2 separate regions of the Homo sapiens genome follow, and region 2 is linked to region 1. A link is a loop called in an ENCODE intact Hi-C map of the cell type or tissue named here. Cell type or tissue: CD4-positive, alpha-beta T cell. All regions are shown on one strand. Links, peaks and the distances in the headings refer to the core of each region. The heading gives the core; the rest is flanking DNA. Region 1 has its middle 50 kb from the start of TENT5C. Region 2 has its middle 130 kb from the start of TENT5C.

What was found. A loop is a pair of places that touch in the nucleus more often than their neighbours do. Peaks named below come from ENCODE experiments on the same cell type or tissue, not always from the same donor. Only the 100,000 strongest peaks of a DNase experiment are listed, where the experiment ranks them.
Region 2: it touches region 1 in a loop (2.5-fold over the local background); 5 of 110 quality-filtered maps call a loop at or near these places.

What each region holds. Positions count from the first base shown.
Region 1 is chr1:117,647,629-117,664,262 of GRCh38, forward strand. No RefSeq gene overlaps it. Among named protein-coding and RNA genes, the nearest start is that of TENT5C, 50 kb to the left of the region's middle. RefSeq lists enhancers at 7,385-7,544, 8,363-8,432, 8,583-8,692, 9,053-9,192, 16,620-16,634. In CD4-positive, alpha-beta T cell, for the core only: no CTCF peak of the experiment used is centred there; DNase peaks (open chromatin) are centred at 6,593, 8,753, 9,553, 11,283 and 2 weaker places; H3K4me3 peaks cover 986 bases; H3K27ac peaks cover 1,502 bases.
Region 2 is chr1:117,725,640-117,742,273 of GRCh38, forward strand. No RefSeq gene overlaps it. Among named protein-coding and RNA genes, the nearest start is that of TENT5C, 130 kb to the left of the region's middle. In CD4-positive, alpha-beta T cell, for the core only: no CTCF peak of the experiment used is centred there; a DNase peak (open chromatin) is centred at 9,582; H3K4me3 peaks cover 767 bases; H3K27ac peaks cover 623 bases.

The DNA.
Region 1 (16,634 bases), core at 5,522-13,521:
TTGACCTCGTGTTCCACCCGCCTCGGCCTCCTAAAGCGCTGGGATTACAGGTGTAAGCCACCATGCCTAGCCAGAATGAACATTTTAAAAAGTAACTTTTGAATTAATGAGATAAGATTTACGCTTCATTTTTTTTTTTTCGTATTACCACCCAGTTTGCCAAATGAACCATTGCCAGTACTTGAGAAATCTCAAGAGCCCCCACTGCATCATTCTTGTCTTCCCCAGAGGGTACTGCTATCCTGACCTTTGTGGTACTCTTTTTTTTTTTCTTTTCCTAATAGGTGTATCACCTGTGTATGTATCTCTAAGCACTATAGTTTAGTTCTGCCTGTTTTTAAGCTATATAGAAATGAAATCCTAATTTCATTCTTGTAGAAGTTGCTTCTTTCATTTAGCAGGATGTTTGTACGATTTAGCCGTGTTATTGAATATCTACTTGCAACTGATTTTGAGTGTATCATTTCCATGTCTTTGGGAAAGTCATTTAACTTTTTTGAACCTAGGTTGCCTCATCAGAACTCCAAATTCCTCTCTTACTGGAGAAGAGAGAAGATAAATGTAACACAAGGGTCACAAATCACTACTGGGGATGGGAGAAAAGAGAAGTAGACACTTATCTATGACTACTGACTCCCTTTTCACTGAACTCAAACAGAGAAATGAACATATTTGTGAACAATAGGAGGTTGGGCACTATGCTATGCAGTCTTTCTCTGTGTTAATTGATTAAATTAAGTAATTAAACAAATATTAATTGAGTGCTACTATTGTGCTAAGCATTAGTGATATAAAGATGAACAAGACCTAATCCCTCAAGGAGCTCCAGTTTCAATGAGAGAGAGAAAGAGAGAGAGAGAGAGAGGCAGTAAGTAAATGCTTCTTATTCCATACGGTAGAGCAGTAGGGGTTGTAATGGGGGTTTACGCACACTGCCTAATTAGCCCACGGTGAAAAGTGGCCAATTAGACCTTCAGCACCGTGCAAGGTGATGCAGAAGGGGTGGCATTTGCATGGTGTTTTGAAGGCCAAGGAAAAGAAAGTAGAGAAGGGGGACATGGATGAAGCTGGAAACCATCGTTCTGAGCAAACTATCGCAAGGATAGAAAACCAAACACCGCATGTTCTCACTCATAGATGGGAGTTGAACAATGAGAACACTTGGACACAAGGTGGGGAACATCACACACTGGAGCCCGTCATGGGGTGGGGGGAGAGGGGAGGGATAGCATTAGGAGATATACCTAATGTAAATGATGAGTTAATGGGTGCAGCAAACCAACATGGCACATGTGTACATATGTAACAAACCTGCACGTTGTGCACATGTGCCCTAGAACTTAAAGTATAATAATAAAAAAAAAAAAAAAAGAAAAGAAAGTAGAGAAGAGAAGCTATGTCAGTCCAGGAAAGAGCATGTGTATATTTGTAATCTATTGCTGTGTAACAAATTACCCCCAAACTTAGCAGCTTAAAACAACAAACGTTTATTACCTCACACTTCTGTGGGCCAGGCATTTAGAAGCAGCTTAGCTGGTAGACCTGGCCAGGATGTCCCCTGAGATTGCTACTGAGAAGTTGTCTGGACCTGCAGCCATCTGAAGGCTTGACTGAAGCTGGAAAATCTGCTTCTAAGCACTCTCCTGGGGCGATGGGCAAAAGCCTCTGTTCCTTGACGGCTGTTGGCCAGAGGCCTCAGCTCCTCATCACATGGGCCTCTCTGGAGGCTTCTTGGGTATCTGTGTGATGTGTCAGCCAGCTTTCCATAGAGTGCATGATGAGAGAGAAAATAAGCAGGAAGCCACAATGCCTTTTATGCCTTGGTCTCTGAAGTTGCTGTCATTTCCGCATTATTCCATGTTAGAAGGTAGTCCTAAAGTCAGCCCACACTGGAGGGAAAGGGAATCGGGCTCCACCTCATGAGGGGAAGAGTACTAAAGCATTTGCAGTCACATCTTAATTCTACCACCGAGTACATGAGGTATGGATGTTGCTGGCATGTGTAGAGGAAAGTGAGATGCCCGTTGTGGCTAGAATGGGTTAGTGTGGAATAGTTGGAGTAAAGGGGTGCCCAGAAATGAGACTTGAACTGGAGGCTGGGCCCTATGGTCAGAGCCTGGCATCCCAGGCTGCAGAGCTTGGGCTGCAGCTTGTTTCTCCAGGTGTACTCAGGCTCGAAGCACCCTGGGGCTGGGAGTGCCCTGCCTCTTAGTGGTATACTTAGTACTTTGCTGGGAGCTCAGCACCATGACTGGACATACTACCCAGAGGCAATGGGGCCACACAGGCTGGTTCCCTAAGAGATTCAGCCCCAGAGGAACTGTGAGGCCTCAAAGCTAATGGTGCTGGGCCACTCTGTGAGCTGACGGTCTCTCCTCAAATAGCCGCCAGCCGGGCCCAGTTGTACCCTGATGGAGTGGCACAGCCAGAGCTGCCCACCCTCCTCTGCCAGAGCCATCTCACATCTTAGAGGGGAGCAGAGTGCTGACCTGCCCCCACCAACACTCTTCACATCAGGGGTTCTGATAAGCCTGGTGGAAAATTTCAGCCACTCTTTTCAGGAAGATGTACACACATAACTTGTGCATTTGTGAGCCTGTTGGGGCTTTTCTAACCCCTCTTAGACCATCTAGGCACCTCTCCCCTACCACTCCTCCAGACCTCCCCCAGCTACAGGTTAAGAGATTTGCTGCTGTGCTGTGACTCCTCCATCCCAGACTCTCCTAGTGGGTGGGTTGGCAGGGGCAGGGGGTGGATGGGAAGAGACAGCTGGGCACTCCCCGTTTGAGTCCTCAATAAGATTGTCTCAGTAAGCTTTCTCCAAGTCCTTACTCTCTGGCTTTGGAAAGTTTCAAGCCTTTCCTAAGATTTTCCCGTTGTGGACACCTTTATGGTCACCTCCAACTCTAAACTCCTGATTCCACAGAACTAATTCAGTTCATGGGTTACCCTGAATCCCCTGTGCTACTCCTGTTCTGTGCCCCCATGGTCCCAGAGCCCAGAACCCCAATTTAGCTTCTTACATAATTCCACAAAACACCCTAAATTGTACGAGACATGGTGTTAATTATAGATGTGACTGTAAGTCTGTAGGAGGAGAGATTTATGTCATAGCATTCAGCGTTGCCAGATAACACCCAGGATACCCGGTTAAATTCAAATTCCAGATAAACAATGGATAATTTTTTTCATTGTATGTCTCTCCCTGCCTCCAACCCCCCATCCCTGAATTTTTTCCTAAATCTGGCAGCCCTAACAGCAATGCCAACAACCTTAAATTGCACGTTAGACATCCCTGGTCCTTGGTCTGCCCTCCATTGGGGATTTTTCATGGGCCATGGCCCCTCTGTCGTTCCCAGTGCCCCGCATCTCATTGGCTCTCTGCTCCCCCTCTCTGGTTTCCCTTCGCTCCGGTTCCTCTTTTGTCCTAGTGCAGGTTAGCTTGCATATCTTGCATATCCAAAACCATCCTGGCTCTGAGCACAACAAAAGGGCCTTTCATTCACCCAGATCTGCTCTCCTTCCAAGGTAGCTCCCTCTCTTACATAAATATCATATGATAAGACTCTTAAAGCAGGCCACCATGGTGACAGCAAGGCCTTGCCTTCCCCTCAGGATGGTCACACAGCTCCCTTGCAGGCTGTGATGTTCCTGGTAGAGGAGGTATGTGAGGCTGAACTATTCACACATTCAGTGCATAGTTATTGCATCGTATACTTAATAGGCCCTGGGTATAAAATGATGAATACAATGAGGTGTGGGGCATTGAGTGGTGAGTGAGACCTCAGGGCAGGGAGCCACAAGATCCTGTAGCTGGTTCAGGGTGGAGGGATACTTAGTGAGCTATGAGATCCCATAGGAAGGGTCAATCTCAGAGGGCTTCTTGGAGGGAGTGTCATTTCAGGCAGTCCAGGATGGATAAAAGGGACTTCACAGGCCAAGAAAAGGGGACAGATACTCATTCTAAGCAGAGAAAATATAGGTACAGGGAGTGAGAGAGAAGTTGGCATGGTGGGAAATGTACAGGTAAGGCCAGTAAGATGAGGCGGTCCTGAGGTTTGTGCTGAGGTTGGTGCACATCTGTTTGTTATATGCCCCTGCTTACAGCAGAAAGAGCTCACCTCCTTTTGTTCACACGTAAGTGACAGCAAGTGTATTTATTTCCTGTTGTCCTGTAACAAATTAGCACAAACTCAGCACTTTTAAGCAACATGCATTTATTATCTCATATATTCTGAGAGTCAGGAATCAGAGCACAGCTTAGCTGGGTTCTCTGCTTCAGGGTCGCTTTCAAGGCTGCAGTCAAGGTGTTGGTCAAGGCTGGGCTCTCATCTGAGGCTCGACTGTGGAAGAATCCACTTCCAAGCTCACTGATGTGGTTGCTAGTGGAATTCACTTCTTTGCAGATTGTTAGACTGAGGGCCAACACTGTCTGTCAACTGGAGACCACTCTCAGTTCCTCGCACATGGAGCCCTCTGAAGTGGCACTTGCTTCATTGAAGGATGCAAGCCAAGAAGGCAATAGAGAGAGTCTTTCAGTAAGATTGAAATTATAATTCATGTAATATAATTACGGAAATGACATCCTACCACCTTTGCAGTGTTCTTTTGGTTAAAAGCAAGTCATAGGTCCTGCCCACAGTCAACAGAGAGACAGACAAAGGGACCTACATGCCAGGAGGCAGGGAGCATTGAGAGCCATCTTAGAATCTGTCCACCAGGTTAAGCAACCGTGAGTTGTGTGAATATGTGATGGGGCATGGCTGGCAGTGATGGGTCCCTTTGGGGAGGGAAGTGCCATATTGGTGAGAGAGAGGGGCAGGGAGACCTACCCAGGACAGATTTGTGCAAACCCACATGCTGGTCTCATTGGGTTAGGGAGAGCTGGCCTTCTCTTAGCCACCCCTGCACAGAGATGACATTCTTTCTCTGGAAGAAGGCCTGATGCCTCTGAGTTGGCTTCCTGTTATGACAGGCCATGATGAATGGGCATAGGCCCCTTCATCCTAGTTTCACCCCTGGGGCCCTGTATACCTTGCCAAGGAGGTTGATAGGACATGAATTAGGGTAGTAGCCATAGGGATGGGAAAGAAAGACTGAAAAAGGATTTAGAAAGTAATATTGGATGACATATGACAGATTAGATGTGGAAGAAATGATGTGTAGGGAGAGGCGTGGGAATACGTTTCTGCAGTGGGAAATTTGGTAGACGGTGATGTCATTAACCAAGAGAAGAAAACATGGATAGAAGGTCTGGGGTCTTTGGTCATGCTGATTTCCAGAAGAGGATGCAGATAATTACCAGTATAGTTTCAGAGCTCCAGACCAGGAGGCCGGCTAGGGATGGACAACTGGGAATCACAGTGAGGAGATGGTAACTGGAGCCTCCTCTGTGGTGTAAAGCACCCAAGCAAGCAAGAGTCAGCCAGGACAGATTCCTTGAGGAGCATCTATCCAGGAAGAATTAGCAAAGGTGGAAAAACCGGAGAAGGCTGAGGAGTGGACAGAGAGGCGGGTGGAGAACCAGGACAATGCAATGTCCTAGGAGCCAGGGGAGGAGCGGTTGGCAGCATCAAGTCCTGTACAGACAGGCGAATGGATGCCGCACATCACTGTGACTTTGTAGAGTCAGGTGCAGGGAGCAGAGGAGACAAAGCCCTATCCCAGGGGGCTGAAGAGTAAATGGGAGACAATTTAAAGAAAAGGGACTAAGGCTTAGCAGGCAAAAGTGTGAAATTGGAGTGCTGGCTCCACAGGTTGCCAGCTGAGCGGCATCTAGGCAGGCCCTGGCCTCTTGGAAGAAGAGGGCACACAGCACCCCTCCTAGGGCTGTTGTGAGGTGTAGTGAGGTTGTGCCTGCCTGTGACAGCACAGGAGGAACAGCACAGAGCTCATCTCTACTTCTGCTCCTGCTCCCGCCAGTGTCTTCTTGAAAAATGGTCTTTTAAAACTATTGCCCTCCCCAGCTTACATGTTCCCTCAGTGTGTGGGATAACATTCACATTCCCTGCACGAGTTGGCCTCTACTTATCTCCCCATCCTCACACCCTCGCTCCTGTCCTCCTTGAACATGTGAAGCTCTTTCAAACCTCGGAGCCCTTCCCTGCAGAGTTTCCCCTGCGTGGGCCTTTCTTCCGACTTAGTTGTTGTCAGTCACCCTTCTGGGAAGTGATGGCTTAAATGTCATTTCCTAAATAATTCCTCTGGCTCCTGACCTGAGTTAGGCTTCCTGGCATCTTCTCCAGCACCTGGCACAGTTCCAGATGCATAGCAGGAATGCAAACAAATGCTCGTCCATGAATAAAGGAGAATACCAGCAACTGGCTGTGTGACCTTGGGCAAGTCACTTCACCTCTCTGTGCTTTAGAGTTTCCTCCTCTGTAGTAGGAAGTAGGACTATGTATCTCTAAGATCTCTTTCGGCTCTGGCAATCTTTGGCTCTTTAATGCTAGTGTCTGTACAGGTTTCTCATAAGGCTTCACGGAATAATGCAAGTGAGAGCCTTGTTGAATTGAAGGGGGAGGGGGAGGAGGCTAGGGAGCTTGGCAGAGGCAGCGGAGTACCCACAACGAGGCCCACTCACCCACTCATTTCCTCAGCCACCCACGGGGCCTGCAGTCCCCACGTGTAGCCTGATAGGCAGGGACTAGGGGACAGCCAGAATCAAAACCACAGCCTCCCGTTTTTAGTGTGTGGGCTTCAATTCGATGAGCTAGGGAGGAGACTTCTGGAGAAAAAATACTCTGTAGGGTCACATACACCCAGACAGTGTGGACACCTGCTACACACACATACCAATATGTGCATTTACAACTAATTACATACAAAGGAAAGCACACACACACCCAGAGGTGCACAAGCACACGGTCAATGCCCTGCAGAGCCCACCTGCAGCTCCCTGAGCCCAGGACAGCTCTGTTACCCTCTGAGTCTCTGGGTCAATCTTTACCCTTGCCCTCTGGGTCTTCCCTCTCTCAACAAACCCTGAGGCTGGGCACTGAGGCCTAGGGGATTCAGTGATTTTACTGATAAGGCTGAAAACAGGCAGGAAGGGAGGGTAACTTACAGTGCTCTCCGGATGTTACAGTATTTGCATTTCCACAGTCTATGTGTCTGAAAAAAACTGGGTTTAGTCTAGAAACTTGGTGGTACGCAGGTGTAGCTTTCAAGAGAACTGGGAAACAATGCTGTATGGAGATGGTAACCACTTGTGAGCTGGGTCAGTTTCACTATTTACTATACAGGCTGGCCATGATCTCATTGAACTCTCAGAAGTGCCTTCTGCACAGATAATTTATAGATGATGAAACTGAGACTTGGACATGTAAAGTAATTTGCCCAAGGCATGCAATTTGTAATTGGCAGATCTGGGACTCAGGGAGTAGGCTTCTGATTCCAAAGACAAGTGCTCTTACCACCCCTACCAGCTCAGCCTCTTGCCTCTGGTGTGTGCCCCTGCCCCCTCCCGCCTCTGGGCTCCACATTCTGGCTGCTGACTCCCTCACACATGGCCTGGTGGAGCCCCTACCCATGCTGAGTGGGGCTGGGAAAATGGTGAATTTTCTAGAAAATTGTGAAAGCGCTGCCTACGAGAATGGCTGCCTGGGACACTCCAGCTGCAGGCCCTGGGGCAGTGCCCGTTTGGAAGGTGCAGAGTTTTCTGGAGATAAGCAAACATGAGTCAGGAGAAAGCGACAAACAGCTCACCCCTGCAGATTGGCTGCCAGGACGTGAGATGATCATGCAACGTCAAGCTAACAGCCTCAAATCTTTTTGAAATCGAGTGCCCAGTTGACAGTTAAATCAGTCCGGAGACACAACTTCTCTCCCTCTCAAAACATATACACACACGCGCACACGCGTGCACACACACACGCACACACACACACACTTGATGTGGATTGTGGGACCAGAGCATTCAGGACTTTACAGCTCTAAAGGACCTTCGAGCTCATTGAGCTCTTGACCACCTTAATGTCAAGAATCGCCCAAAGTACCCATTTAAAAGACAAATTCTAACCTCAGCCCATTCCAGGTCTCCAGAATTCTAAGGGAATCTCTAAAAATCTTCTCAAGAAGCTGGATGTTTTACCAGGTTCCTGAGAGATTCTCATCACATCAGAGTTTGTTCCTTCAGGGTTTTGGAACACTGAATCTAGACTAACCCCTTCATTTTATAAGCAACATTTTAGTGATCTACAACATTTGTGTGAGCTGCGCAAAGCCACACAGCAAGTTGGCAGCAGGGCAAACGTGGATTCCCAGCACCGGGCCTCTCTGTCACACCACTCTTCTGACCACATAGAAAAGGAAGGATGGAAGGAAATCAGAGTTACTGAGCGCCTGCCATGGGTTGGGGCATGCTGGACAATTCAGTAGTAAGAGCAAAGGGAACCCCCTGGGTGCCAAGTGCTGTGCAGGGCACTTTTCCTGCTTTTGGAATTTAATACTTATAGTAGCTCTTGGCTGGGAATGGTTACCCTCCTCACGTGCGAGATGAGGCAATGGGCACACAGGGGCTGGGCACTTCTCAGGACCCAGAGGCCCCAAGAGCTAGAGGCAGAATTTGAAGCTGGACCTCAGCTGGAACCTTGAGAGCCCAGGCTCTGAAGCACTGTGCTGCGTCAGCTCTCAGAGACGCACTTGATTCTGTTGCTGATTTCATCAAAAGCTCACAGAAACCTTGTGATGTAGGCGGCGTCTTGTAGAGTTGAAGAAGCCAAAGCCCGGGGTGACAACAAAACCTGCCCAAGATCACACAGCCAGCAAACCATGAAGGCAGATTCAGCCCGGGTCTATCTTGTGTCAAACCCACACACTCCTCACCACATGTGGCGGTTTCGGAAGCTCCTTCCTGGGGCTCCAACTACAGACTACCTCTTCTGACAGTCTCACCCCCGCTGTCCCAGCTCGAACCTTCACCCTCTTTGGGCAGTCTGCATCTGGGGGCCCCCTCACACCCAAGTGCTACTGTGTTTACACTTCTGTTTGTTCCTGAATTCTCTTCTGACCCTCAACTGCTTTGAAGTTCTACAGCCAGGCTCTGCACAGTTTTTGAAAAGCGGAAGACAGTAAATCTTGCAGGCTCTGGGGTCCAGACCATCTCTGTTGCGACCACTCAGCTCTGCCCTTGCAGTGTGTTTAGTTCAGCCATAGACAATTCGTGAATGCGTGAGCATGGTTCAGTACAGCTTTAGTTCATGAGCTGTTGTTTGCCCATTCCGATGTTCTAGAAGAATGCTGGGGATTTGAAATGCTGAAATTTTCGAATGCTGAAAATCCATTCGAGCAGATTTTTATTTGATTCTGCTCTTTATGGGACAGAAGACAAGTCTGTTTGGGAAGGCATGTGTTTGAAAAGAGCCTAAAGGTGTCTGACCATTGAGACCCTAGTGCCTAAAAATCTGGAAGAGACTGCCTAGTTCTCAGGGAATGTTCCTTCCTTCCTTTATTCATTCATAGACTAGTTTGGAACACCCGCCATGTGACAGGCATCGTGTTGAGCCTTGGTGAGACAGACAGGCAAGTCTTTGCAGAGCTTATAGCTCAGTTACTGCTGGGGCTGCCAATGTGATGACTAATAGCAAAGAGTGTAAAGAAGGACACGACTTAGTTGGGGGCTGGGGAAGACTTCCCAGAAGAAGCAATGGGTAAGCTGATTCCCCTGACTGGGAATCCAAGTGAGGGCAGAGACAAGGTACAGTGTAATCAATGCAGGGAAAGAAACATCAGGTGACAGGCTTTTACATGCCATTTTTAGAGAATATGTGCACTGCTGTATTGACCCTTTTGGGAGGGTCTGATTCTTTTAGACAACAGGAACATCCGCTTTTCCCACTGGCAGATGGATCAGGCTGTTGATCCTGTTCTGTGATCCAAATGGCTCAGTCTCCATACTGGGAGATGGGGAAGGTATAGCTGATGTTTTGTGTGAGTCGGTGAATTGTCACAGAAGTAGACAAAACCATGCAAAATTTCCATTTGTTTCTTTGGATTTACCTCTGAGCCGAGTCTCTCAGATCATTAGAAAAAAAAAAAAAAAACACCCCAGATCACAGAGTCTAATAGATAGAATGTTATCTTTAAGGCAACGCTTAAAACTCAATGTTCGTAATGTAATATTTATTTAAAACAAAATAGCTTAACTGTTTTTTTTTAAACGAAAAAATCTTACCTAATTAGTTCCTTGTTCTTTTGGCCCAAAAAAACTCAATTTTACTTTGTTAAAGAAAATATAAGAAATACCAACTACATGAGAAAGTTAAACTGATGTTTGATTCAAATACTAATTATTTTTATTTTTTAATTTTTAAAAAATTTTTTTCACAAAATTATTCACTCATTTTATACACATTTTTGAGCTCATACCATGTGCCAGGCATTGGGCTACAAAGATGAAAAAGACATCAATCCATTTTTATTTTTCAATATATTTCCCAGAACTTGTGTCATCTTAGGAGTGTCCGTGCTGCTGATTGGGCTCAGGGCACAGGTGCTGCTGGATGGTGTTTGGTGCTTTATGTGGTAACCTATTTCCCCAACAGGACATCATGGCTGCCAGGACGAAAGCGTATGCCAGTGGGCTGCATTGACCATGTGGCTTTGTGCATGTTTGGGGATGATTACAAGGATAATAGAGAGCATTTGGGGGACATTAGTGGCAGCACAGCACAAATGAAGCCAGTGCGTGGCCTGTCTCCTCCTTGCACGGTGCTTCTGGCTTTCTGCTGGTTAATACAAGATGCCATGGATAGATGCTCTTGGCAAATGTCCCTTGGGCTGCTGGCTGTTCACATTGCCCTTGAAATCTGAAATACACACCCTAGGGATTGAAAACTGCTGGAGGCTTCATGTTCATGGAGGGAAGCTGAGCTGTATTGGTGAGAGGAATGGCTGAAAATAAGTCCCTAGAGTAGCTTGGTGTGGAGTTTCTAAACAATTTCACATCCAGCAGGTTCCAGGAAGGGCACAAGGCTACCCAACCAGGTCAATGAAAGGAGGCCATTTGTTGAGTGAGGATGGGAAGGGATGGGCACCAAGGAGGGGCCTGCTGTGTGTGTGTTTGAGGGGGTGTGGGATGCAGAGGGAGGGGGAGGTACACCAGCCTGCAGTCTTGCATGACAGGGACTTGGAGAAGGGTCTCAAGGTCCTGATGTGAAGAGGATTGAAGCTGGCCTCAGAGGAAGCTAATCGTGGCATGAAGGAGACCCTGTGCTGGGGCCTCAGTGTGTGTTGTGGTTCTGTGGGGACAATTAGGGTTTCTGGGTTTCCTGAGCTGCAAAGCATCCTGCTCTCAACACCAGTGCACCAGGTGGCCCACGTCAGCGAGGCAGGAAGGAAAGGGCCCTTCACCCTTCCAGGTGTCTGTTTTACCCCCAGTTGTAGTTTCCAGAGCTCCAGGAGGTTTTTGCTTATGCCTAGTTTGCTGAACTTAGTACAGGAGGAGCCCATCCTGTGCATGTACCAACTACCAGGTTGGCAAATAGGTTTCATCCTGAGTGCCAATTCTGGTCAATGCAGGAGCTTCCTGGAGGACTTTGCTGAGACAGAATTCTTAGGCCACCTCTGGCCCTGCAGGAAAGAGGCTGTGATCAATTATTGATCCCTGCCAGGGATATGCCACCAACTTACCATCTCTATGACTCAGTTGTATTTCCCTAGACCCACTTGTGTAGACCCACGTGCTACCTAGACCTATGTGTGCAGTCTTGTGGGCACTCCATAAATACCTGTGAATGAAATTTAATCTACCTAGAGTGCCTCTCCTCTTGAGTGTCCAGTAGATTCTGTACTTCCTCAGATGGCTTAGCAGGTGAAAAGGGGAATATCCCTTTCGAGTTATCCTTGGAAACCTTATTGTTGGGCAGAGCAGGAAGGATGGGGTAGATGCCTTCATTCATTCTGCAGCTGTTTATTGAGTGTTCACTGTGGGCTGAACCATGGAGGCTGGGTGCTGGGGATACACAGTGTGTGCTGGAGCTGGGGACAGACTTGAGGCCCCCTCTCTCTGCTGAGGTAGAGAGCAGCGAAGGCACCTCACTGCTCAAAGGAGTCAGAGAAGTCTGTGCTTCTCAGTGGCTGAGGGGCTGGGGAGGAAGTCCTCTGCCAGAGCACGGGAACCTTGGCCTCAGGCCTGACAGGTGGCCCTTTTTACCACTGTTCTGCAGGCCTCCTGGGCTCCCTCTGGGGATGCTTGCAGCTTTCACTGAGCCAGTAAGCTCTTCTCTCGCCTGTGCACACTGGCAGAGGACTTGAAGTGCTTCCCAAAAATAAGCTGGTTGCCCCCGGGTCCTGCTAAGTTCTGGCAGTTCCAGAAGAAGCAGATAAAGAATGCAGAAGGTCCTCTGCCTTCAGTCTACCAGGTTGTCTCCCCTCCCCTCAGCCAGCCCCTTCCAAAGCCCACTGGGTAGGTCTGGTTTCTCATCCTCAGCACATGCAATCGTTAGATAAGAATGTTCCAAGAACCTGACTAGCAAGAGTTTCATTACCACTCATTTGGGTAAGTCATGATGTGCCTGTCCTTGTGATCAGCTCCTAAAAGCTCAGAATTTGCCATTTCATGCACTTAAAATGGTTAAAGAAGTGTTTTTGGGAAAACGCAGATGTTAATATTTCAAGTCACATAATAACTTTACAACTATCTTGTAAATACAAGTAGGAGCATTTTTGGTTTCATTTTGTATTCCGTTTACTGAAAAATTAAATAAATTAAAATCTTACCTGTTGAAACATGTATATGTGGATCTGTTCATGCACATTTATACCCTCATGTGTATAAGGAGCCACCATCACATGTGCTTATGCAGATGTCCATGTGTGAGTGTGCAGCGTACACACACACACACACACACACACGTCCTCATGCCCACACGCTAGCCTTTTGTTCTAGTTTCTGATCTTCTGTTATGGTTAGTTTGTAAAGAATTGTGTGTCCCACAACGTGAGGCTTGGAGACATAAGTGTTAGCTGCTACATCTCCTTAACGTATTTTTGTTTTCTCAATCTTCCTTTCATTACTCTAGATATTTGTCATACATTCAGTTACAAATTCATGGCCATCCAAAAGCTTCCCCAGGTATGTGTCCTTCTTCCTGCTTCTGGAGGCAGAGTGGTGTGGCAGGATGAGCATGGCCTTTGAAGTCACTCATGTCATTCACTGGACATGAATGATAAGCTGTGTGACCTTGGGCAGAGACTTAATCACTGGAGTCTCAGTCTCCCAATTAGTAAAACAGTGGTATGGCTGGGCACAGTGGCTCATGCCTGTAATTCCAGCACTTTGGGAGGCTCAGGCAGGCAGATTACAAGGTCAAGAGATCAAGACCATCCTGGCCAACATGATGAAACTTAGTGCCTACTAAAAAAAAAAAAAAATTAGCTGGTCGTGGTGGCACATGACTGTAGTCCCGGCTACTCGGGAGGCTGAGGCAGGGGAATCACTTGAACCCGGGAGGCGGAGGTTGCAGTGAGCTGAGATCGTGCTACTGCACTCCAGCCTGGTAACAGAGCGAGACTCTGTCTAAAAAAACAAAACAAAACAAAAAAAACCCAAACCCCAAAAAACAAAAAACAGTGGTATGCTGATGCCTGCCTCATGAGGTTGTGGTTAGGATGAAAAGAAGTGACATACATGAAATCAATGCTTCCTGCCTGCCACATGGGAGGGACTAGCCTCTTTCCCTCTGTAACCAGTAGGATAACTTCAATACTGTAGAGTAGAAGGGAGCCATAAAGGTCATGACCACCCCCACACCTGGCCTTCTCCAATCCTCTTAGTACCCCACACATAGAATCAGCACCAAGTATCAGCCAGGAGCAGGGTTGCAAAACCCTATTAGATTGAAGCTTCTGAATGTACAGCCCAGTCCTGACCAGTTCTAGGGATTAGGAAGGGAGTTACTTCTGCAGCAGGGAGCTCATTTCACTATCAGCAACGTCAGGTACCTGGAAAATACTTTCTGAAAAGACTGGACAAGAACAGCCAGGGAATGGGTTGGGAGGTGCAGGTGACAGCCTTTGGAAAGGGAAATGACCTGCAGAACCACTGTTGGTGCCTATATTTGTTCCTGGGATCAAGAAGAGCACAAGATTCATCCACTGAGATTCCTTACTTGCTGCTGCATGTTGCCAACAACTTTTTCTGCAATTACAAACTGAGAACATGTGGCATGGTCTGGACATTTGTCCTCTCCAAATCTCACGCTGAAATGTGATTCCCAGTGTGAGGTGGGCCCAGGTGGGAGGTGATTGGATCATGGGGGTGGATCCCTCATGAATGGTTTAACACCATCCCTTTGGTGATGAGTAACTTCTCACTTAGCTAATTCACATCAGATCTAGTTGTTTAAAAATCTGGGACCTTCCCCTTCACTCTCTTGCTCCTGCTCTTGCCATGTGATGTGCCTGCTCCTGATTCACCTTCTGCCATGATTGTAAGCTTCTTGAGGCCTCACCAGAAGCTAAGCAGGTGTTGGTGACATGCTTCTACAGCCTGCAGAACAATGAGCTTTTGTTTATAAATTACCCAGTCTCAGGTATTTCTTTATAGCAATGCAAGAACAACCTAATACAGAAAATTGGTACAGAGGAGTAGAGCTGTTATTAAGAGACTGGAAAATGCAGAAGCAACTTTGGAACTGGGTAACAGGCAGAGGTTGGAAGAGTTTGGAAGGCCCAGAAGAAGATGGGAAAATGAAGGAAAGTGTAGAACTTTTTAGAGACTTGTTAAGTTGTGGTGACCAAAATGCTGATAGAAAAATGGACAGTGAAAGCCAGGCTGAGAATGTCTCCGATGGAAATGAGGAATTGTTGGGAACTGAATTAAAGGTCACCCATGTTATGCCCTGACAAAGAACTTGGCTGCATTGTATTCATGCCCAAGGGATCTGTGGAAATTTGGTATTAAGAGTGATGATATGATATAGGGTGTCTTGCAGAAGAAATTTCTAAGCAGCAAAGCATTTGAGAGTAGCCTGGCTGCTTCTAACAACCTGTGATCAGATGCGGGAGCAACAAAATGCTTAAAGTTGGAACCTATATTTAAAAAGGAACCAGAGCATAAAAGTTTGGAAAATTTGCAGCTTAGCTATGTGGCAGAGAAATAAAAAGCCTTTTCAGGAGAGGAATCCAAGCAGGCTGTGGAACAACCACTTGCTAGAAATATTAGCATGACCAAAAGGAAGCAAAGTGCTAATTTCCAAGACATTGGGAAAATGCCCTGAAGGCATTTCAGAAATCTCTGAGGCAGCCCTCCCATCATAGGCTCAGAGGCCTAGGAGGGGAAGAATGGTTTCTGGGCCAGACCCAGGGCCCCATTGCCCTGTGCAGCCTCAGGACCCTGCTTCCTGCATCCTGGCTGCTCTGGCCCCAGCTTTGGCTCAAAGTGCCCCAGACACTCCTTGGGTGGCCACTTTGAAGCGTGCAAGCCACTGCTAGCCTTGGTGGCTTTCACATGGTGTTAAATCTGCAGGCGCCTGGAATGCAAGAGTGAAGGAGGCTTGGCAGCTTCCCCCTAGATTTCAGATGATGTATGAGAAAGCCTAGATGTTGAGGCAGAAGCCTACCACACGGGCCGAGGCCCCACAGAGTAACTCTACTAGGGCAATGTGGAGGAGTAATGTGGGGTTAGAGCTCCCACAAAGACTCCCCACCAGGGCACTGCCTAATGGAGATGTGGGAAGGGGCCCACTGCCCTCCAGATACAAGAATGGTAGATTCACCAGCAGCTTGTAACTTCTTCCTGGAAGAGCTGCAAGTACTCAACTCCAACCTGTGACAGCAGCCACCATGGGTTGTACCTTGCAAAACACAGTGGCAGGGTACACCTTGGGAGCCCACCTCTCACACCAGGATGCAGGATATGGAATCAAGGATTGTGTTGGAGCTTAAAGATTTAATGCCTTCCCTGCTGGGTTTCAGACTTGCATGGAGCCTATTACCCCTTTCTTTTGGCCAATCTCTTCCTTTGGGAATGAGAACGTTTACCTAATACCTGTACCACTCCTGTATATTGAGAGTATAAATCATTTGTTTTTGATCTCACAGCTTGTAGGTGGAAGGAACTCATCATCATAGGTAAGACTTTGGACTTCGGACTTGAGACTTGTGAGTTAATACTGGAACAAGTTAAAACTTTGGGCGACTATTGCAAAGGCACGATTGTGTTTTGAAATGTGAGAAGGATGTGAGATTTGCGGGGGGCTGGAGGTGGAATGATATGGTTTGAATATTTGTTCCCTCTGAGTCTCATGTTGAAATGTTATTCCCAGTGTTGGAGGTGGGGCCTAGTGGGAGGTGACTGGATCATGGGTGGATCCCTCATGAATGGTTTAGCACCTTCCCCTTGGTAATAAGTGATTTCTCCCCCAGTTAGTACACAAGAGATCTGGTTATTTAAAAGTCTGGGACCTCCCCACTCTTGTTCTCTTGTCCCCTTTCTTACCATGCAAAATGCCTGCTCCTGCTTTACTTTCTGCTATGATTATAAGCTTCCTGAGGTTCTCACCAGAAGCTTAGCAGATGTTGGTGCCATTCTTGTACAGCCTGCAGAACCATGAGCCGATTAAACCTCTTTTGTTTATAAATTACCCAGTCTTGGCTATTCCTTTATAGCAATGCAAGAAAGGACTAATACA
Region 2 (16,634 bases), core at 5,679-13,678, 78 kb after region 1:
CTTCCTTTCACCTTAGACAAAATTTAATTCAAGATGGATTAAAGACTTAAATGTTAGACCTAAAACCATAAAAACCCTAGAAGAAAACCTAGGCAATACCATTCAGGACATAGGCATGGGCAGGGACTTCATGTCTAAAACACCAAAAGCAATGGCAACAAAAGCCAAAATTGACAAATGGGATCTAATTAAACTAAAGAGCTTCTGCACAGCAAAAGAAACTACCATCAGAGTGAACAGGCAACCTACAAAATGGGAGAAAATTTTCGCAACCTACTCATCTGACAAAGGGCTAATATGAAGAATCTACAATGAACTCAAACAAATTTACAAGAAAAAAACAAACAACCCCATCAAAAAGTGGGTGGAAGGATATGAACAGACACTTCTCAAAAGAAGACATTTATGCAGCCAAAAAACACATGAAAAAATGCTCATCATCACTGGCCATCAGAGAAATGCAAATCAAAACCACAATGAGATACCATCTTACACCAGTTAGAATGGCCATCATTAAAAAGTCAGGAAACAACAGGTGCTGGAGAGGATGTGGAGAAATAGGAACACTTTTACACTGTTGGTGGGACTGTAAACTAGTTCAACCATTGTGGAAGTCAGTGTGGCAATTCCTCAGTGATCTAGAACTAGGAATACCATTTGACCCAGGCATCCCATTACTGGGTGTATACCCAAAGGATTATAAATCATGCTGCTATAAAGACACATGCACACGTATGTTTATTGCGGCACTATTCACAATAGCAAAGACTTGGAACCAACCCAAATGTCCAAGAACAATAGACTGGATTAAGAAAATGTGGCACATATACACCATGGAATACTATGCAGCCATAAAAAAGGATGAGTTCATGTCCTTTGTAGGGACATGGATGAAACTGGAAACCATCATTCTCAGCAAAGTATCGCAAGGACAAAAAACCAAACACCACATGTTCTCACTCATAGGTGGGAATTGAACAATGAGAACACTTGGACACAGGAAGAGGAACATCACACTCCGGGGACTGTTGTGGGGTGGGGGGAGGGGGTAGGGATAGCATTAGGAGACATACTTAATGCTAAATGATGAGTTAATGGGTGCAGCACACTAACACGGCACATGTATACATATGTAACAAACCTGCACATTGTGCACATGTACCCTAAAACTTAAAGTATAATAATAATAAAAAAGAAAGAAAGAAAGAAAAAAAAAAAAAAGACAAAGAGGGACATTATATAATGATAAAAGGCCTTGTCCAACAGGAAAATATCACAATGCTAAATATATATGCACCTAACACTGGAGCTCCCAAATTTATGAAACAATTACTACTAGACGTAAGAAATGAGATAGACCAGCAACACAATTACAGTGGAAGACTTCAATATTCCACTGATAGCACTAGACAGGTCATCAAGACAGAAAGTCAACAAAGAAACAATGGATTTAAACTATATCCCAGAACAAATGGCCTTAACAGATATTTACAGAACATTCTACACAACAACCACAGAATATACATTCTACTAATGAGCACATGGAACTTTCTCCAAGGTAGATCATATGATAGGCCACAAAACAAGTCTCAATACATTTAAGAAAACCGAAATTATATCAAGTGCTCTCTCAAACAAGAGTGGAATAAAACTGGAAATCAACTTTAAAAGAAACCTTCAAAACCATGCAAATACCTAGAAATTAAATAACCTGCTCCTAAATGATCATTGTAAACTATGAAATCAAGATGGAAATTAAAAAATTATTTGAAGTGAACAATTGTGACACAACCTATCAAAACCTCTGGGATACAGCAAAGGTAGTGCTAAGAAGAAAGTTCATAGCTTTAAATGTCTACATCAATAAGTCTGAAAGAACACAAATAGACAATCTAAGGTCACACCGCAAGGAAATAGAGAAACAAGAACAAACCAAACCCAAGCCCAGCAGAAGAAAAGAAATAACAAATAACAGAGCAGAAATAAATGAAATTGAAACCAAAAAATAACACAAAAGATAAATGAAATCAAAAGCTGTTTCTTTGAAAAGATAAAATTGATAGACCATTATTGAGATTAACCAAGAAAAGAAGAGAGAAGATCAAAATAACCTCAATTAGAAACAAAACTATTGGGAGATATTACAACCAATACTACAGAAATACAAAAGATCATTCAAGGCTCTTATGAACACTTCTAGTTTATGTGCATAAACTAGAAAACCTAGAGGAGATGGATAAATTCTTAGAAATATTCAACCCTCCGAGATTAAACCAAGAAGAAATAGAAACTCTGAACAGACCAATAACAAGCAGTGAGATGAATTAAAATGGTAATGAAAAAATTGCCAACCAAAAAAAGTCCGGGACCAGATAGATTCATGGTTGAATTCTATCAGACATTCAAAGAATTGCTACCAATCCTGTTGACACTATTTCACAGGATCAAGAAATAGGGAATCCTCCTTAAATTATTCAATGAAGCCAGTATCACCCTAATATCAAAACCAGGAAAGGACACAACCAAAAAAGAAAACTACAGACCAATATCCCTGATGAACATAGATGCAAAAATCTTGTCTTGTTAAGACAAGATACTAGCTAACCGAATGAAACAGCATATCAAAAAGATAATCCACCATGGTCAAGTGGGTTTCATACCAGCGATTCAGGGATGGTTTAACATGTGCAAATCAATAAATGTGATACAAAAATCATACGATCATCTCAATAGATGCAGAAAGGCATTTGACAAAATCCAGCATCCCTTTATGATTAAAACCCTCAGTAAAATCAGCATAGAAAGGACATAGCTTAAAGTAATAAAAGCCACCTATGACAAATGCACAGCCAACATAATACTGAACTGGGAAAGCACTCCCCCTGAGTACTGGAACAAAACAAGGATGCAAATTCTTACCACTTCTATTCAATATAGTACTGGAAGTCCTAGCCAAAGCAATGAGACAAGATAAATAAATAAATGTCTTCCAAATCAGTAAAGGGGAAGTCAAACTGTTGCTGTTTGCTGATGATATGATCATATACCTAGAAAGTCCTAAAGACTCCTCCAAAAAGCTCCTAGAACTGATAAATGAATTTAGCAAAGTTTCAAGATACAAGATTAATGTACACAAATCAGTAGCTCTGCTATACACCAAAAGTGACCAAGCAGAGAAACAAATCAAGAACTCAGTCACTTTTACAATAGCTGCAAAAAAAAAAAAAAAAAAAAAAACTTAGGAAAATACCTAATCAAGGAAGTGAAAGACCTCTACTAGGAAAACTACAAAACACTGCTGAAAGAAATCATAGATGACACAAACAAATGGAAACACATCCCATGCTCACGGATGGGTAGAATCAATATTGTGAAAATGCCCATACTGCAAAAGCAATCTATAAATTCAATGCAATTCCCATCAAAATACCACCATCATTCTTCACAGAACTAGAAAAAACCATCCTAAAATTTATATGGAACCAAAAAAAAGTCTGCATCACCAAAGCAACACTAGGCAAAAAGAACAAATCTGGAGGCATCCCACTACCCAACTTCAAACTATACTGTAGGGGCATAGTCACCAAAACAGCATGGTACTGGTATAAAAATAGGCACATAGACCAATGGAACAGAATAGAGAACTCAGAAATAAAGCCAAATACTTACAGCCAACTGATCTTTAACAAAAGAAACAAAAATATAAAGTGGGGAAAAGACGCCATATTTAACAAATGATGCTGAGATCATTGGCAAGCCACATGTAGAAGATTGAAACTGGATCATTATCTGTCACCTTATACAAAAATCAACTCAAGATAGATCAAAGACTTAAATCTAAGACCAGAAACCACAAAAATTCTAGAAGGTAACATTGGAAAACCCGTTCTAGACATTGGCTTAAGCAAAGACTTCATGACCAAGAACCCAAAAGCAAATGCAACAAAAACAAAGGTAAATAGATGTGACTAAATTAAACTAGAAAGCTTTGGCACAGCAAAAGAAATAATCAGCAAAGTAAACAGACAACCCACAGAATGGGAGAAAATCTTTGCAATCTATTCATCCAACAGGGGACTAATATCCATAATATACAAGGAACCCAAACAAATAAGCAAGGAAAAAACAAACAATCCCATCAAAACGTGGGCTGAGGATAGACGATTCTCAAAAGAAGATATACAAATGGCCAACAAAAGTATGAAAAAATGCTCAATATTGCTAATGATTAGAGAAATGCTAATCAAAACCACAATGTGATACCACCTTACTCCTGTAAGAATTGCCATAATCAAAAAATAAAAAAATATATATGTTGGCATGGCTGTGGTGAACAGGGAACATTTCTACACTGCTGATGGGAATGTAAACTAGTACAGCCACTATGGAAAACAGTGCAGAGATTCCTTAAAGAACTAAAAGTAGAACTACCATTTGATCCAGCAATCCCACTAGTGGGTATCTACCCAGAGGAAAAGAAGTCATTATACAGAAAAGATACTTGCGCACCCATGTTTATAGCAGCACAATTTACAATTGCAAAAATATGGAACCAGCCCAAGTGACCATCAATCAACAAGTGGATAAAAACATTATGGTATATATATACCATAGAACACTACGCAGCCATAAAAAGAACAAAATAATGACATTTGCAGCAACCTGGATGGAATCGGAGACCATTATTCTAAGTAAAGTAACTCAAGAATAGAAAACCAAACATCATATGTTCTCACTCATAAGTGGGAGCTAAGCTATGAGGATGCAAAGGCATAAGAATGATACAATGGACTTTGAGGACTCGGGGAGAGAGTGGGAGGGGGGTGAGGGATAAAAGACTACACATTGGGTACAGTGTACACTGCTTGGTTGACGGGTGCACCAAATCTCAGAAATCACCACTAAATAACTTATTCATGTAACCAAACACTACCTGTTTCCCAAAAATCTATTGAAATAAAAAAATTTTTTTAAAAGTGCATTATGGAAACTTTATGATAATAAGCTTGAAAGCCTATATGAAATGAAAACATTTCTAGAAAAACAAGAAACACAAAAATTGATAGAAGGAAAAACTGAAATTTGAATAGACCAATAAACACGAAATAAAATGAAATGTAATCAAAGATCTCTCTGTCTAAAAATCTGTAGGCATAGGTGATGGTTTTCTATATGAATTTTACCAAATTCCCAGATGGCAGATAATTTCTATCTTAGATGAGTTCCGGAATATAGAAAAAGAATGAAAATTCTTCTACCATGAGGATTGTGTGTTCTTGTTTTCAAAACTGGATAAGAAAGTTCAGAAAAAAATATAGGGCTATTCCACTTTGAATATAGATGTGTAAGTCTAAATAAAATATTTGTTAAACAAATCCAATAGTGTATTAGGAAAAAAGTACATGATAATCATAAAATATGAGGAATGCAAGAATAGTTCAAAGTTAGAAAACTCTCTCAATATAATTTTCTATATTATGAAAGGAGACAATTACTTGATTATCTCAATGGTGCAAAAAAACACACTTGTTAAAACTCACCATTTGTTTGTTGAAAACTCTTCAAGTAATAGGAAGAGAATTTCCTCAACTTGACAGACATACCAAACCTTAATGTTATATATACCAATATATGATATAGTATATTTGTATAAAATGGTAACATTATACTTAATTGAGAAACTTCAGCTGCATCTTCTTTGCGATCAAGAATAAGACAAGAGGCCAACTGTCAACCACTGTTTAAGATATAACTGGAGGCCCTTGCCAACAATTTTAAGAAAGAAAAAGAAGTAACAGATATACAGTGGAAGGGAAGAAATGAAACTGCCACTCTGCAGATAATTTGATTTCCTACAGAGAAAAACTAACAAAATCAACAAATATTAAAACTTATATGACAGCAAGACTCAGATAAAAGATCACCTTGTAAAAATCAGTAGCATTTTTGATCATAAAAAGAAAAATAACAAGGTAGCTTTGTGGTCCAGGAGCAGGGAAGTGTCTTGCTCAAACCGATAAGTATAGACTTACACGACATGAAAATTAGGATTAACTCTACCCTCTGATCCTGAGGTCAAACCATCCAACGGGCAAATAAATATGGCTGAAAAGGGGACAAGGAGAGAGTGCAAGCTGGAGGGAAGTATTGGACCAAGGGAGAATTTTAAGATGGGAGAGATACAAGGGCATGTTACACTGATAGGGATGATGTAGTAGAAAAGGAGAGATTAATGATGGGGAAGAAAGAGAAAGGATTAACTAAGGGCCAAGATGAGAGGGGATGGGATCCACAGCCCAAATGGTAATGGTCTTTTGGCAGAAGAGACACATTTTCAGTTCTAACAGACAGGGGAGAAGGTGCTGGCACAAGAGCAGCAAAACCTTGATAGTGGAGACAGAAGGACAGAGCTCAGTTCTAGAGACTTCCATTTGTTCAATAAAATGTGAGTTGGAGTCGTCAGCTGAGAGTGGGTATGAGGAGATGCTGGGAAGAAGGGGTGGGAGTTTTGAGGTCAGAAATTAAGGCATGAAATAGTCTTAGGTGATATGATACACCACTCAGACTGGCTTTGTGAACAGAGAGCCTTGCCCTGGCAAGTGCTCAGTAAGAGCTTGTTGAATGACTGACAGCCGAGGCTGGGCAGAGTGTTTAGGGAGCTTGGGCTTGGAGGACAGAAGCAAAAGAGCACCAGATTTGGGGGCCAGAGACCTGGTTTATGGATCTGGTTCCTCCATGTCTCTTCTGCGGGTTCCTGTGAACTTCTTGGCATGAAAGTTGACCATAAGAACTGGGTCACTCTTGTCATACCCAACTAAAACAGAGTTGAGATGCCAGTGGGGGTAAGCACTCAAGGTACAAAACATTGATCCAACAATGTAATTCTCTGCAAGCCTGACTGCAGAAACTGCTTTTTGTAACCTGAAACCAGCTTTATCTACAGCTTCTGAGATAGCCTGCTTCTTGCTATCTAAGATAGACAGGACTAATTTTGCCCACAGTGGTTGCTCACCAAGTGGAGCTTACCATCTCCCCAAACCCTTGCTAGTGCCAATGAACTTTCTTAAAGGGCAATACACAACATTTCTCCTTTCTATAAAACCTCTAACCTTCTCTTTGTTCTTTGGGTATACCAAAGACAATCGAGGCTCATGTATGCCCCAAATTGCAATTCTTTCTTCCCAAATAAAACAGTATATTTAGAGATTCATCTCTACATTTTTATTTTGTAGACACTGAGCTTCAGTTTTTCTCATCTGGAAAATGGGAATGATGTTGCCCACTGCCTTCACCTCACAGAGCTGATGTGCAGATTATGGGCTATTTTCTGCTTGTCACCCCCTCCAGATCCTTTCTCACCCTTTTCTGTGCTGCTCCATGTCTTGCGGGGCTGAACTCCATGGGCTGCAGTTCCCGGGTTCCTTTGCCCTCTGGCTTCCCTTTGGGCTCCGCTGGTTGGAGGCCCCAGCAGCAGATGGGAGAGCAGAAGAGGACACAGCAGGCAGAGCACTCAACGCCCCACTTCCTCCCGGCCTGGCTGCAGTTCTGGCAGTGCCATGTTCCTCTGCAGCCACGACTCCTGTTAGGCAGCCCCTTTTCCATGGCACTAGTTTTCATGGGCTCAGCTAATACTCTTGCCTTCATTTGCCCATTCAGGCCTATGGGGTTAATAGCCCCTCCTGCTCCTCTCGTCCCTGGGCATCTCCTGTGACCCTGCCCAGATTTCTGTGAATAGTCCCTTCATTAAACTCTCATCGGTCTCCTTTGAGGGTGCCATCCCTTCCTGCCAGGCCTTGAATACAAGGACCGAGGACAGAAAGATAGTCCAGGCGCTGAGCAAGGTGAGATGCGTGGAGCCAGGGAGAGAGAGAACATGCACAAGGGGAAGGGATCAGCTGTAAAATCTGGCATGCTCTAACTCGAGAAGGAAGATTCTGCTGCTTCCCCGTGGCCTTGACCTCTCCTCACCATCAACTAGGGAGAATGTTCTGTTCTCTAGGGGCAGAGAAGGCCCAGATTCACACTGAGGTATAAGGAGGTCGCAGAAACCAAGCCTCCATAGTTCCACTGTACAGAGAGCTCGGGACACAGGTAATGGTAGGTCCTGCTCTTGGGCTCAAAGTGTTTTTAGAAGCCACTGACCTAGGCAAAGTTGCTCATTTTTCCAATAAAAAAATGGGCTACATATTCTTGCCAAGGACACAGCAACAAACCAACCATTGATAAGGGCAAGAAAAATCATTGATGAGACTAGTCACTCAATACATAAGTAGGTCTGCAGTTACAAGCCTATTTGATGCTGCCAGTTAGTAGCAATCCCTTCTGTTTATTCAGCATACCCTTTTAGGTTATGTCGAGTTCAGGGTCCCAGTTCTCTCATGTGCTGGGCAAGTCCTCTTCACCTCTGCTCATCCCCATTCCTTCCTTTACCAAGTGAGGAGCTTGAAGGCCATTTTGGTAACCTCACCCTGCTTGCCCTTGTTCTTTTCCCTGCATCCCCCAAATAAGCCCACTGGGCCAGTCCCTGGGCCAGGCCTGACAGTGTCTGGGTTTATGGTCTCTTCTTTCTCACCCTTGTGTCTCCCACACTGATGCCCACTGGGGCCGGCAGACCCAGCACCCAGGGGTTCTGACGTGAGCACTGCACCCCTTTGTCTTTCTGCCTCTCCTGCGTTGCAGCCAGCCAGACCCCAAATTGGTCCCCCTAGAGCAAGGCCTGTGTATTGGAATCAGGTAGACCTGATTTGTTCAAAGTTAACTCTGCCTCTGAGCCTCAGTCACCTGAGCAGTCAAGTGTAGGGCATCATAGCCGCCCCCAGGCTTGCTCTGGAGTGTCTAGCAAAATGTCTAGCATCCAGAAGGCAACTGATGAAGGAGAGGACCTCCTTTCCTTCATGCTGCGGGTCCTTCTGCTGTCTGGAAGCCTGAGTGCTAGGCCCTGCCCCTTGGATGAACATGCTGGTGAGCACAGTGATAGTGTCCTCACTGCACGATCTCTGGACCTCCCTGCCTCTCTCTCAGAGGATGACCACTGTACCTAGGTTAGGCTCATCCTCCACCCTGGCTCAAGCTTCCTTCCCCCTGTGCCTTCCTGTCTTCAACCTAAGCCTGCTGGAGTAACAATATCTTGGAGGCCCCAAATTCCACATTTCTTTGTTCACATGAGATAATGCAACTCTGCTTTGAGAGCTATAAAATGACTGCAAATATTTTGTAATCATTGATGACACAGGGTGGGATGCTTGATATTCTACAAAACTATATATATGGCATGTAAAGATGCAGTTTAATTCTGCATACATTTGACCTAGAGTTAATATACTAGCTATAATAATCTTCGAAGTCTAATAACAAATTATTTTATTGGACTATTTAGAATATTAAAAGATGTTTAGACAGGATTTGGATGGCCCAGTTCTCTTTAAAAAGCCATCCAAGGATGTTTGACCTGTTTTCATTTGATAAAATTTCCTAGCAGTGAAAAGACATTAAAAGTCATACCAGAGTCTCACATTAGAATTTGCTCCTGTGACTCCCTTTCAGGAGAGGAATTCAAACAGGGAGGGGCCAATGTGACGAGCAGCATTCCTCTTTCACTTTCATTTTGTGCTGTTTACTTTATAAAAGTTAGTGTCTACAGAGGCTAGGAGTTTGTCCGTGCTATTTTTATTCTTTTCTTTGTTTCCTGTATTTTAAAACATTAGGAATGCTATGTATTTTTAATAGTTGGTTGAGGTGTAATAATAAAACATACCTGTTTGATGAGTTTCAGCACATGAACACATCACCAAAACCATCACCATAATCAAAATAATGAACATATTCATCCCCCAGGCCCCCAATACCCACAAATTTCCTTGTTCCCCTTGGTAATACCTCCTTTTCACCCACCCTGACCCTCACATTTCAAACAACCACTGATCTGCTTTCTGTCACTATGTGTTATTTTGCATTTTCTAGAATTTTATGTGAATGGAAGCACACAGTGTGTACTCTTTTCTGTCTGGCTTCTTTCAGTTAGCCTAATTATTTTAAGATTCATTCCTGCTGTTGAATGTATCACAATGGTTTGTTCCTTTTTATTGCTGAAGAGTATCCCATTTTAGGAATATACCAGATTTGTTTCCAGTTTGGGGTTATTAAAGATTATTATAAATAAAGCTATGAACATCCACATATAAACCTTTATGTAGACTTTCTCTAGGGTAAATACCTAGGAATGGAATGGGTAGATCATGTGGTCAGTATATGTTTAACTCTTAAAAAGCCAAAATGTTTTCCAAAGTGACTGTACCATTTCACATTCCCACCAGCAATGTGTGAGAATTCCAGTTCCTCCATGTCTTTACCAACACGTGATATGGCCAGTGTTCTTAATTTTAAACATTCTGATAGGTACATAGTAGTGTCTTATTGTGGTTTTAATTTGCTTTCCCCTCATGGTGTGCAATAAAGTATCTTTTTATGTGCTTATTTGCTATCCATTATCTTTTTTGATAAAATACTTGTTCAAATCTTTTGCCTATTTTAAAAATTTTGTTTTCTTATTATTGAGTTTTAGAGTTCCTTTTATATCTGGATACAAGTCCTTTATTAGGTATGTGACTTTCAAATATTTTCTCCCAGTCTGTGGCTTTTTATTCTTTTAGTAGTGTCTTTTGAAGAGCAGACCTGACTGACTTTGACAAAGTCAGTTTCCTTTGTTGTTGTATCCAAGAAATCTTTGTCTAATCCAGTGTCACAAAGATTTTCCCCTAGATTTTCTTCTGGAAGTTACATAGTTTTAGATTTAGCTTTAGATCTTTTGGATCATTTAAATTTACATTATTTAGATCTTTATTATATATTTATATCTTTTAGACTTAGATCAGCTAGATCTTGAGTTAATTTTTGAATTAATTCTGAATATAGTGTGAGGTGTGGATTGAAGTTATTTGTTGTTTTATGTAGATATCCAATTGTTTCAGCACCATTTGTTGAAGAGATATTCTTTCTCCACTGAATTGTCTTTGCATTTTTTTGAAAATCAGTTGACCATATTTATTTGGATGTATTTCTGGATTCTCCATGGGATTCCATTGATCTATTTGTATATCTTGATGTCAATACCACATTGTCTTGATGACTGTAGCTTTATAATAAATCTTGAATCAGGAATGTAAGCCCTCCAATATTGTTCCCCTCTTCTTAAAATTGTTTTGGTTATCCTAGCTCATTTGTATTCTTATATAAATTTTATAATAAGCTCGTTAATTTTTACAAAAAAAGAAGCCTAATGGGATTTTGATTGAGATTATGTTAAATCTGTAGATCAATTTGCAGTGAATTGACATGTTAACAATATTGAATTTATTTAAAATACTTAAATAAAGAGAGAGATATAGCAGGCTCTTTCAATCTAGGAGCCTGGTATATCTCTCCATTTATTTAGGTATTTTAAATGTCTCTTTTCAACATTTTGTAGTTTTCAGAGTACACATATTGTTAAATCAGTCCCTAAGCATTTCATATTTTTATGCTAGTGTAAATGGTATTGTTTTAAATTTCCTTTATCAATTGCTTATTTCTAATACAAAGAAATGCCATTGATTTATGTATATTGGCATTATATTCTGCAACCCTGCTAAGCTTATTTATCATTTACAGTACCATTGTTGTAGATTACTTAGGATTTCCAACATAGATGGTTATGTTGTCTGTGAATAAATCTAGCTTTACTTCTTTTTCTCCTTTTTTTTTTTTTTCCTTTAAGACATGGTCTTGCTCTGTCACCCAGGCTGGAGCACAGTAGCACAATTACAGCTCACTGCAGCCTTGACCTCTTGAGCTCAAGGGATCCTACCTCAGCCTCCCAGGTAGCTGGGACCACCCATGGATGCCACCATGCCTGGCTATTTACTTTTTTAAATTTTTTGTAGTGATAGTGTCTCCGTATGTTGCTGGCTTTACTTCTTCTTCTCCAATCTGTATGCCTTTTATTTCTTTTACTTGCCTCATTGCATTGGCTGGGACCTCCACTATCATGTTGAATAGAAGTGGTAGGAATGGACATCCTTGCCTTTTTCACTGTCTTAGGGAAAAAGTATCCAGTCTTTCTATAGCAAATATAAGCCATAGGGTTTTGTTTTTTCCATAGATGCCCTTTATCAGGTTTAGAACTTCCTTTACATCTCTAAATTGCTGATAATATTTTTCCTGAACGGGTATTAATTTTTGTCTAATGCTTTTCCCATGTCTATTGAGATGATCGTATGGTTTTCCTTTTACATTTAATTTAATAATACAGTTAGCTACCTTGATTGGTTTTTTAATGTTAAGCCAAGTTTGCATTCTTAGGATAAACTCCACTTGGTCATAATCCATTATATTTTAACTTATTGTTAAATTTGATTTGCTTAAATTTTGTTTAGAAATTTTGCATTTATGTTTATGAGGGATATTGTTCTGTAGTTTTCTTGTTATATTCAGTTATTTTTAGGCAGGTTTAATAGAATCACTGTTTTCTCCATTAAGAAGGCAAAGGGAAATATTCTGAGTGTCTGAGAGGTCTGAGTGTGTCACTGACATCTGTAACATTTTAGAGCCCCAGATGTTCATACCAATATTTTATATCATTTTTATACATAAAGTTACACTAGTAAAGAAAAAGCAGAAAGGAAATTTCCCAAATTGTAACAGTAATTTCTCTTGGGTAAATTAAAGGTCTCCAGACATTTGAGGAAGTCCTGCAATAGAAAAGAGAGACATGAAAATAAACCAAGAAAATAGCTGGAGAAAAGAAAAACATTTATTTACTTACCGTTCTTTTTTTTATTCCTTTAAAATGAAATCCTTGTTGCAGAAAAAACTTTTTAAAACTTATAATTATTATTCTTCGAATGATTTTGAGACATATCAAAGCCAGCAAACAAGATCAGAATCAAATGAAAAAGGGACAATCATGGAACAGAAAGAAGTTATGGAAAATAAAAATATAGTTATTATAATGCAAATAAATGATTCTAATATTACAAAGTAGGTATATTAGTCTGCTAGGGCTACCATAACAAAATACCACAAACAGGGTTGCTTAAAGAACAGAAATGTATTTCCCACAGTTCTGGAGCCTGGAAGTCGAAGGTCAAGGTGTCTGCAGAGTTGGTTTCTCCTGAGGCTGCTCTCCTTGGCTTGCACATGGCCCTCTTCTTACTGTGTCCTTACATGGCCTTTCTTTTGCACATGCACATTCTTGATGTCTCTTCCTCTTCTTATAAGGACACCAGTCCTATTGGATTATGTTCCCACTCTTATGACCTCATTTACCTCAATTACCTTTTTAAAGGCCCTATCTCCAAATACAGTCACATTGGGGATTAGGGTTTCAACATGTGTATTTTTGGAGGACACAGACTGTCTATAACAATGCGGAATTGGAAAATACTGTCATGGTGAATGGAAAAGAAATAAAGTCATGAATACTTTATTTCATTCCTTTATTCAAGGAACTTAAAATACTGACAACTACATTGGAGGATCTAGATTGGCAAAGATGGAGCTAGAGACTTAAATCTCATCCAGGAGAGCAGAAAGTCAATGGGTATGACTCCAAATTGGTAAATTAAGAAATAGTGGTAGAGGCAGATTGTATATCCAGAATAAACAGTTAAAAGAGTTAAACGTGGTTATCTCTAGGAAGCATCAATAGAGGTGGGCAGTGTGTTGCTTTTCATTATAAATATCTCCTTACCATTCAGGCATGTTCATGTATTTGATTAAAAAATTAGCAAAAAGCACTATTACCAAAACAAAACAAAACAAAACTGTGGCCTCTCCATCTGTTCTGTTCTTTTTCTTCCAATTAGGTCCTTCTTCGATATTTCCAACAGCAGAGGCCACTTTTGCAACCCAGGACCAGGAGTTACAAGCTCAACTCTCATTCAGTGTTTCCGCTTTCCTCTCTATCCCTTTTTGGTTTTATTTTTGTGCAAATTTATTTCCACAACAGATTGTGGTTTCCTTCAAAGATTTATACATGGCTCACCTCCAGTGCCTTGACAATAACCTGGCACATGTAGATGCTCAGAGTATTTGCTTTTAGAACACAAGTCTTGTTAACCTTCTAGAGAACAGTTCTGCTCAGCATCACATCATCAGCTGTGTCCCAGCCCTTGGAACCAGTATAGAGAGAGCCTCATTAGAATCATTTTAAGGCAAAATGCTTAAATTTCTTTTATACATTTAAGAATGTGATACCAGCAAACACTATTGGGAATGACTGGGAGAACTCTTACCTACTTTACTAAAACATGAAGTTGTTAACCATATCTATATATCTCTCTATATATCTTCTGCTTCACCACATTCATCTATCAGTTTGTCCTCAGTGGGCCCTATCATCTGTAAAGCTTTGTGTCAATGCATAATTTTGTAAACTATGTTACTGTCCTCAAGATTACAAACTGTCCTCAAGTGTGGAAGTCAAGGTTGTTCCATAAATACAGAATTTATACTACAACAACTATAGAGAGTATACAGGTTCCTTTGCCTTGATAAAATTTATGGGTTTGCTTAAAACTAAATGAGAAGTTAATTTTTTGTTAAATAAATCATATTGCCTCGTTGCTTAAAACTAAATGAGAAGTTAATTTTTTTGTTAAATAAATCATATTGCCTCATCGCTTAAAACTGCTATCTCAAGAGATTTCTTTCCTGCATTTCTGATTTATGGTGACTTGATGGCAGTATTTGTGACTAGTTCTAAGTTTCCTGCCAGTCCCGCCTCTCCTGCAATCTGTAAACAATGCCCTGGTCATTCTGTTCCAAAAGGAATGCTCTGTGGAGGCTAGAGAGCCTTTGGGAAGGAAAATAGTCATTCTCTGCACAGTCTGTTTGGTGTGAAAGGTACTGAAGCACCTGGCCAGGGACTTTGGAGCAGGCGATCCTCTGACTTCTCCCACTGGGAGTGCTCCTACGCCTGGGTTTTCAGCATCCAGATGCTCAGATTCTCAGGCTATTTCCAGAGTCACACAGGAGCCAGATCAGGATGGTGGGAGAAAACAGTGGAGAGCAGATGATTTGCTCAGTATTCTCCCTGTGGGCGTGGGCTAAGTCTATGTACTTTATGATTCAAAAGATATTTATTGAGAACTTACACAGACCTTTTGGAGACTCCATAGCTGACCTTCTTTTCTGATTATTCCCTAGAACATGAGCTCTGCTGGTGAAAGTCTAGCTTCAGGCAGTCACATAAATACATACTTAGAATGCACTGTGTCCTGAGCAATAATCAAAGTAAGCATAAGATTCAGAAGCAGCTCATTAAATAAATAAGAGATTCTATTTGTGGAGGCTGAGAAAAGCAGGGGAGATCAGTGTTGCCCAGGGTTTTAAAGGATAAATAGAAGCTTGTCAAATAGATAAGGTGGAAGAAAATTCTAGAAAGTGGGAGCAGCCTGTAAAAATGAATATGATAGTGACCACATGGAATTTTAAGAAATATCTATTGTCTATTACCAGATCTATATACATTCCTGCATCTGCATTCATTTTATTTTATTTTTAATCTCCTTTTTTGATGTAAAGAAGACCTTTTATATAGATATTTGGAGTTGCGAAGCATTTTTTTGGAAAGATGAAAGAATTGCCCAGAGAACATTAAATTATGTACATAGCTTTAAATGACTCCAGTATTTTCCTGTCCTTTAATCTTTGTATTTTTTTATTTTTATTTTTAAAAGTTTTTATTTGCATAGGTTATTGGGGAACAGGTGGTGTTTGCTTACATGAGTAAGCTCTTTAGGGGTGATCTGTGAGATTTTGGTGCACCCATCACCCGAGCAGTATAGCTGAACACAATTAGTAGTCTATTATCCCTCACCTCCTTCCCACATTTTCCCCCTAGTCCCCAAAGTCCACTGTGTCATTCTTATGCCTTTGCATCCACATAGCTTAGCTCCCACTTATAGTGAGAACATAACGATGTTTGGTTTTCTATTCCTGAGTGACTTCACTTAGAATAATAGTCTCCAATCTCATCCAGGTCGCTGCAAATGCCATTAATTCATTCCTTTTTATGGCTGAGTAGTATTCCATCATGTATATATAACTATAGTGTCTTTATCCACTCGTTGATTGATGGGCATTTGGGTTGGTTCCATGTTTTTGCAATTGCCAATTGTGCTGCTACAAACATGTGACAAAAGAACATTGATTCTTTTTTGCATAATGACTTCTTTTCCTCTGAGTAGATACCCACTATTGGGATTGCTAGATCAAATGGTAGTTCTACTTTTAGTTCTTTAAGGAATGCCTGCACTGTTTTCCATAGTGGTTGTACTAGTTTACATTCCCACCAGCAGTGCAAAAGTGTTTCCTGTTCACCACAGCCACACCAACATCTATTATTTTTTTATTATGGCCATTCTTGCAGGAGTAAGGTGGTATCACACTATGGTTTTGATTGGCATTTCCCTCATCATTAGTGACGTTGAGCATTTTTTTATGTTTGTTGGCCATTTGTATATCTTCTTTTGAGAATTGTCTATGTCCTTAGCCTACTTTTTGATGGGATTGTTTTTTCTTGCTGATTTGTTTGAGTTCCTTGTAGATTTGGATATTAGTCCTTTGTCAGATGTATAGATTGTGAAGAGTTTCTC